Linked DNA regions of Homo sapiens: region 2 is linked to region 1. The links are chromatin loops, found by intact Hi-C in ENCODE. Cell type or tissue: Caco-2. All regions are shown on one strand. Links, peaks and the distances in the headings refer to the core of each region. The heading gives the core; the rest is flanking DNA. Region 1 has its middle 56 kb from the start of PICALM. Region 2 overlaps SYTL2 (synaptotagmin like 2).

Region 1 (2,928 bases), core at 266-2,765:
TCGCAACATTTCAAACCTTTGTGGACTTTCTCAAATTTTCCCTATCTAATTTCATTTAGGGCTTTTCATTTCCTTCACCAATTGTCTGGTAATTCCTTTACTAACTGCCAGTTAGGTAATTACCCAAATTTCTAACTACATCCCTTAGAGCACAGCATTTCTATGCTTATCCATGTTGATACTTTTAAAAATCTAGATCTAGTTTCCAACATGCAGACAGCCCAGGCACAGAAGCCAACCAGACAATTCCTTTACCAACGGTTTTTTATAGCTCAATAATGTATACATGTGACTTTGTAAAGAATTAGCCTTGTCTACTTAAGGCTCAATACAAAACCTTCCAAAGTTTTCACAGATTAACCAAATTAGTCTTGAAAAATATCTCCAGGTTAGAAGAGGGTAAACCACTCTCCCTGACTCTGCAGCCTCACTCTCATCCCTACTTTGGGTTTCTGCTTTCCAGATTCTCTTATGTCACCACATCACCTATTCACCCCTCCCCCAAAGCGGTATGATTCTCCTTTAAAAATTTTAATGTGTACAAAAATGTTTTCCCTTGGCATAACTGAGACAGGCTGGTATTTTCAAGAACAGCTTTACTAAACATGAGGGAAAACAGAAAAGAAATAATTACAGAAAACATACACAGTATAAAAATAGCCAAGTTTCCAACTGCAGGTTTCTGTTTCTAAAAATTCCATTTGAAGTAGGAACGCTTTACTGGGCCTCAATCTCATTTACCCTTAGTCAACCACATCCCTTAATTTTGCTGTATCCTGTCTGGACTCCTTCTCCCCTTCCACCAACACCTCACCCTTCCCTGAGCCCTGTGATCTTGAGCCACTATCTCTGTTTTTTGAACCCACATCTCCAAGAAAAAACACCCAAGAACTTACTTTTAAAACTAAACTTACTTTTTATTCTCTTAATTAAAAATATCCTGGACTCACAAAGAGCTGCCAAATTGCTAGCTTACAAGAGATTTTCAAGTTTTGATGTTTAAGATTTACTGGGTTTCAAATATTAGCCCTTCTCAATACTGAAGTTAAACCAGCATAAACCAAAGTGTAATCTAGGAAATGATCCTTGGGATAACAAATATTCTTTACAAAGGCAGGTAGTATTCTATAATCAAAAAAAATCTGAGGAATTCTGGGTTAAACAAAGTTTCATAGTTTTCTCCATTGCATAATTTCTCAAACCATTCCATGCAGTTAACAAATATTTACTGAGCACCTATATTGTGCTAGGCACTACTGTAGGTACTGAGGATTCCCTGGTGAAGAGCGAACAGGACAGATAAAATCCTTGCCCTGCCCTCATGGAATTTGCCTTGTAGGTGGGGTTCACCAGAAAATATGAACAAACAAACAAGAGCATTTCAAATCGTGGTATGGACTTTGAAGACCTTAAGGGGTAAGGTTATAAGGGTATAACTGGAAGTGGGGAAGCCCAGGAGGCAGAGGAAACAGTGAGTCTAAAGACCTGGCAGGAAAAAGCTTGGCCTGTTGGAAGAAGAGAAAGGAGCTTCTGTGGTTGGAGCTGAATAATTAAGGTGGGGAGTAGAAGTGATGAGGTATGATCTTAGAGAAGTAAGATGTTGTTGGTGCAATGGAAAGCAATTTGGAAGGTTTTAAGCCTTGGCATGATTTGACTTACCATTTGAAAAAGAAAAATTCCTTGCATGTTGTGTGGAGAATGAAATTTAGAGGCTAAGATTACAAGTGGAAACCAGTTAGGCTCTTGCAATAGTTCCTTTGAGAGATGGCAGGAGTGTCAGTGCAGATAGAGAGAAGTGAATGGCTTCAGCACATGTTTGAGGCGTAGTGACAACAAGACTTCCTGATGAGTTAATGTGAGAAATAGAGATCAGAGAGAAGACACTAATGACTTTCAGCTTTGGGGCTTGAGCACTTACATATATGTTGGTGGTATTGACTGAGCCAAGAGAGACTAGGAAGCAGAGGCTTAAAGGGGTGAAGGAAATGAAGCCTTATCCATGATAAGTTCAAGATACCTATTTAGGTTGGTGCTAAAGTATGGTGGTTTTTGTCATTGAAAGTAGTGGCATAATACATGTGTAAGAGGTGCTATCAAGTAGATAAATTTTATATATATATAAAACATAAGAAAATAAGTAATATATATGATAATTTATAATAATAATATATATATGAGTCTGGAGTTTAGGGGAAAGGTTTGAGATATATGTTGAGAAATCATCAGCATACAGATGGCATTTAAAGTCATGGAACTGGGGTCGGGCGTGATGGTGCATGCCTGTAATCCCAGCACTTTGGGAAGTCAAGGTGGGTGGATTGCTAGAGGACTGGAGTTCGAGACCAGCCTGGCCAACATGGCAAAACCCCATCTCTACTAAAAATACAAAAATCAGCCAGGTGCGGTGGTGCACACCTGTAATCCCAGCTACTCAGGAGGCTGAGGCATGGGAATTACTTGAACCCAGGGGGCGGAGGTTGCAGTGAGCTGAAATTGCGCCACTACATTCCAGCCTGGGTGACACAGTGAGACACTCTCAAATAAGCCCAAAGAAACAAAGTCACAGAACTGGATGAGACCACCTAGGGAGACAGCAGAAAGGAGCCAAGGCCCAAATTTAGAAATCTGGTACAGACAGGAACCAACAGAGGACCACTTTTAACATGTTCGTGGGCATTATGACTCTATAAGAGGTGGAAACAGAAGGCAGCATTTCCCTAACTTTTTTGACTTTGAAACCTTTCATCATGTAGCATGTCACAGGACTAGGGTTTTAAGGAAAACATTTTGGAAAATATTGCTCATACCCTTCTAGTTACACTCCATTATGGCATTATGTATTAATTTCTAAGGTAACACAGGCTTTCTCTCTAGGTAGAGAGGTATTTCCATAAAACTTCATCTATCCCTAAACCAAACACTGTCCGG
Region 2 (2,928 bases), core at 213-2,712, 340 kb before region 1:
AAAACTTAACCACCTCCACAGAGCTCTCTATGGGGAGTTTAGAGGCATCTCTAACTTCCTTTAAACTTCCAATGCACCAATTGTTTTTCACACAACCTAAATTTTGCTCTTATATTAAAAACAAATATTTCAGGACTCTTATCTCCATATCTGGGATAAAAGGTCATGAAGTAAGCATTCTTACTTACCATGAGAGCCCATGTTTTATACCTGTTTGATACCCTCTCAGTGCCTAGCACAATGCTCAACCCAGAGTAGAGCCTGAATAAAAGTGCTTTTAATAAATGGATAAGCAAATGAATGGATGGATGAACTTTCTCATCATAGTAGAACCAGATAAGCTGAAAATTCACAATGTTTTTGCTCCAATTTTCTCAACTTCAAAAGGTCAGCAATAGGTGTGCCCACCTGCCTCACAGGCCTGGGGAGAGGATCCGAGCCTGCTGTAGTAGCAAGTGCATACATAGCTTTGTTTAGAGATCTGCCCTAATTATTTCTTGTGTGTTCTTGTGCCAGCTTATTTCTCTGAACCTGCGATTTCCCATTTGTAAAATGTGGGATAATATTTATTTCTGCAAGGCTGCTATGTGAAGGAGACATGGTGTTCATAAAAGGCCTTGCTCAATGTCACCCTCACTAGATGATCACTAAATGTTTTCACCCTTCCATAGATACTTCCAGGAACTAGTGCTCACCTCATAGCTCAAAATAGCAGCCATTTCTTAGTAACTTTATGGTTTTTTATAAATAAGTAACCAGTGTTGTATTCATGTAGCATCTTCCTCTAAAGATCAAACTTTGCTTACATTTCCAGTGGCAAAGTAGTGTGGACAAAGTAAATGTAGATAGAGGATGGAGTAAATGGGAAGAGACAAGTTCAAGTGGAAGATGACAAGGGCATTTGTGGGTAGCTGTTAGGACTGTACCGCAAGTCCTCTCCCACTACATCACTTCAGAAAGCAACTTGTCTTGGGCTTGGTCTCCTCCCCAATGGTTTATTTCTTTTTTCTGTTTTTTTTTCTTTTCCTTTTTTTTTTTTTTTTTTGTATTTTTATGGTATTTAGTATATTCATACCCAAGGCAGCCTAGATAATGGAGGAAGACACCTGAAAAGTCTACTGGCCTCTAAGAATGGTGGGCTAGAGGTATGGAAAGGAAGGAGAAGGGGCCTCTGTTTATTTTCTCTGCTGTGAAAGCTACTTGTACTCAGGAAATATCTACTGCTTCCTTCTCAGGGCTGGGAATGCCCTAGTCTGTTCTTACCCAAGGGTGGTAACTTTTCCTCCAAGTGTGCAGCTGTCTGAAAATATATTTGCTCTTGATGTGTCACCGGGTCATGAGTAGTTATCTGAGAAATACTTTACACATGGGTGTCTCCTGAGCCCAGGCAGTGGAGATATTTGCTTACCCATGGGGCAGGGAAGGACAAACAGGGGATATGGTTCCAGGGTCCAGTTTTTAAAGACTATGCTAATTCAGTCAGTTTGTCAACTGCATTTTGAACCCTAACTATGTGCCTGGCCTCTGATGAAAATGAGAAGGACTTTTTCTAAGGTAATAATGATACTGAGAGAGGTGACATTTTTTATTAGTTACTAAATGCCATGTCTTCTTCTTAAGACTTTGCACGCTTTATCTTATTCAGTCTTCGCAACAAGTTTGTGAGATGAGTCATATTATTAACCTCCTTTTAGGTAAGAAAATGGGGTACAGAAACAGTAAGTTGCAGAGTTAGTGTCAGATCCCAAAGATAAGGGAAGTAAATAGCATGTTTTCTATTAGTTGAACCAATTGCTTATAAATATGTTGTGAAGCTGTGAAATATACACAAGTTGTGAAAAAGACACCATGCAAAAGTCTGGAAACTTGCCAAAGTAATCACATCACCTTTAATAATGAGTGTGGAAATGTACCTTCTGGGTTCCAGAGACCCTTAGTTCATCCAGGTTTCTAAGGCATCCATTACATCATAGTAAAATAGCTAACATTCCTTTTCCCTTCCTCTTTGTCAATAGCTGCTCTGACCTTAATTATCTGTAGAAGGCCTCTAGGATGAGATTTTTGACAATATGCATTACAAGTAAAATTATTCTATAATTATAAAAAAAAAAGAAAGGAAATGAGAAGGAATCATCCATGACTGAGACACAGAATGTCCCCTCCCTTTATAGAGCTCATGGTCTCATTCTGCATACTCACATTTGGTTGCTTTACTTCTATCATAATAATCTTGTGTGGCACACAGCACATGTGTCAAAGCAACGGTCTCAAAAATAGAATATCATTCCACACATGTTCCCTATAACAAGCAGAAGAATATGAAATAGAGATAATATAAAGATATGTCCCTGTTAGACAACAAAGGTTTGGCATATCTTGCAAACCTCAAAAAGATGAATGTTCTTTCCAGAAAAATTACACATTTTATTTATTTATATATTTATTTATCATTTTGAGATAGGGTCTCACTCTGTTGCCCAGGCACAATCCTAGCTCACTGCAGCCTCGACCTCCTGGGCTCAAGCAATCCTCCCATCTCAGCCTCCTGAGTAGCTGGGACTACAGGCACACACCACCATACCTGGCTGATGTATGTGTGTGTGTGTGTATATATATATATATTTATTTATTTATATGATGTGTGTGTGTATGTGTGTGTGTGTGTGTATATATATATATATATATATATATATATATATATATGTATATATATATATATATATATAATTTTTTTTTTTTTTGTAGAGACAAAGTCTCCCTATCTTGCACAGGCTGGTTTTGAACTCCTGGGCTCAAGCAAGCCTCTCACCTTGGCCTCCCAAAGTGTTGGGATTACATGTATCTTCCACCGCCCCTGGCCAAATTATACATTTTGAAAGCCTTATCAGTTTTATTCTCTTCCTTTTTGATACAATTAACAATAGCATA

The links. Peaks named below come from ENCODE experiments on the same cell type or tissue, not always from the same donor. Only the 100,000 strongest peaks of a DNase experiment are listed, where the experiment ranks them.
Region 2: a loop joins it to region 1, with 1.9 times the contacts of the local background. A loop is called at or near these places in 1 of 110 quality-filtered maps.

What each region holds. Positions count from the first base shown.
Region 1 is chr11:86,123,166-86,126,093 of GRCh38, forward strand. No RefSeq gene overlaps it. Among named protein-coding and RNA genes, the nearest start is that of PICALM, 56 kb to the left of the region's middle. In Caco-2, for the core only: no CTCF peak of the experiment used is centred there; a DNase peak (open chromatin) is centred at 1,316; H3K4me3 peaks cover 309 bases.
Region 2 is chr11:85,786,675-85,789,602 of GRCh38, forward strand. The region is part of intron 1 of SYTL2 (synaptotagmin like 2); the gene reads right to left. Among named protein-coding and RNA genes, the nearest start is that of SYTL2, 23 kb to the right of the region's middle. In Caco-2, for the core only: no CTCF peak of the experiment used is centred there; a DNase peak (open chromatin) is centred at 1,367.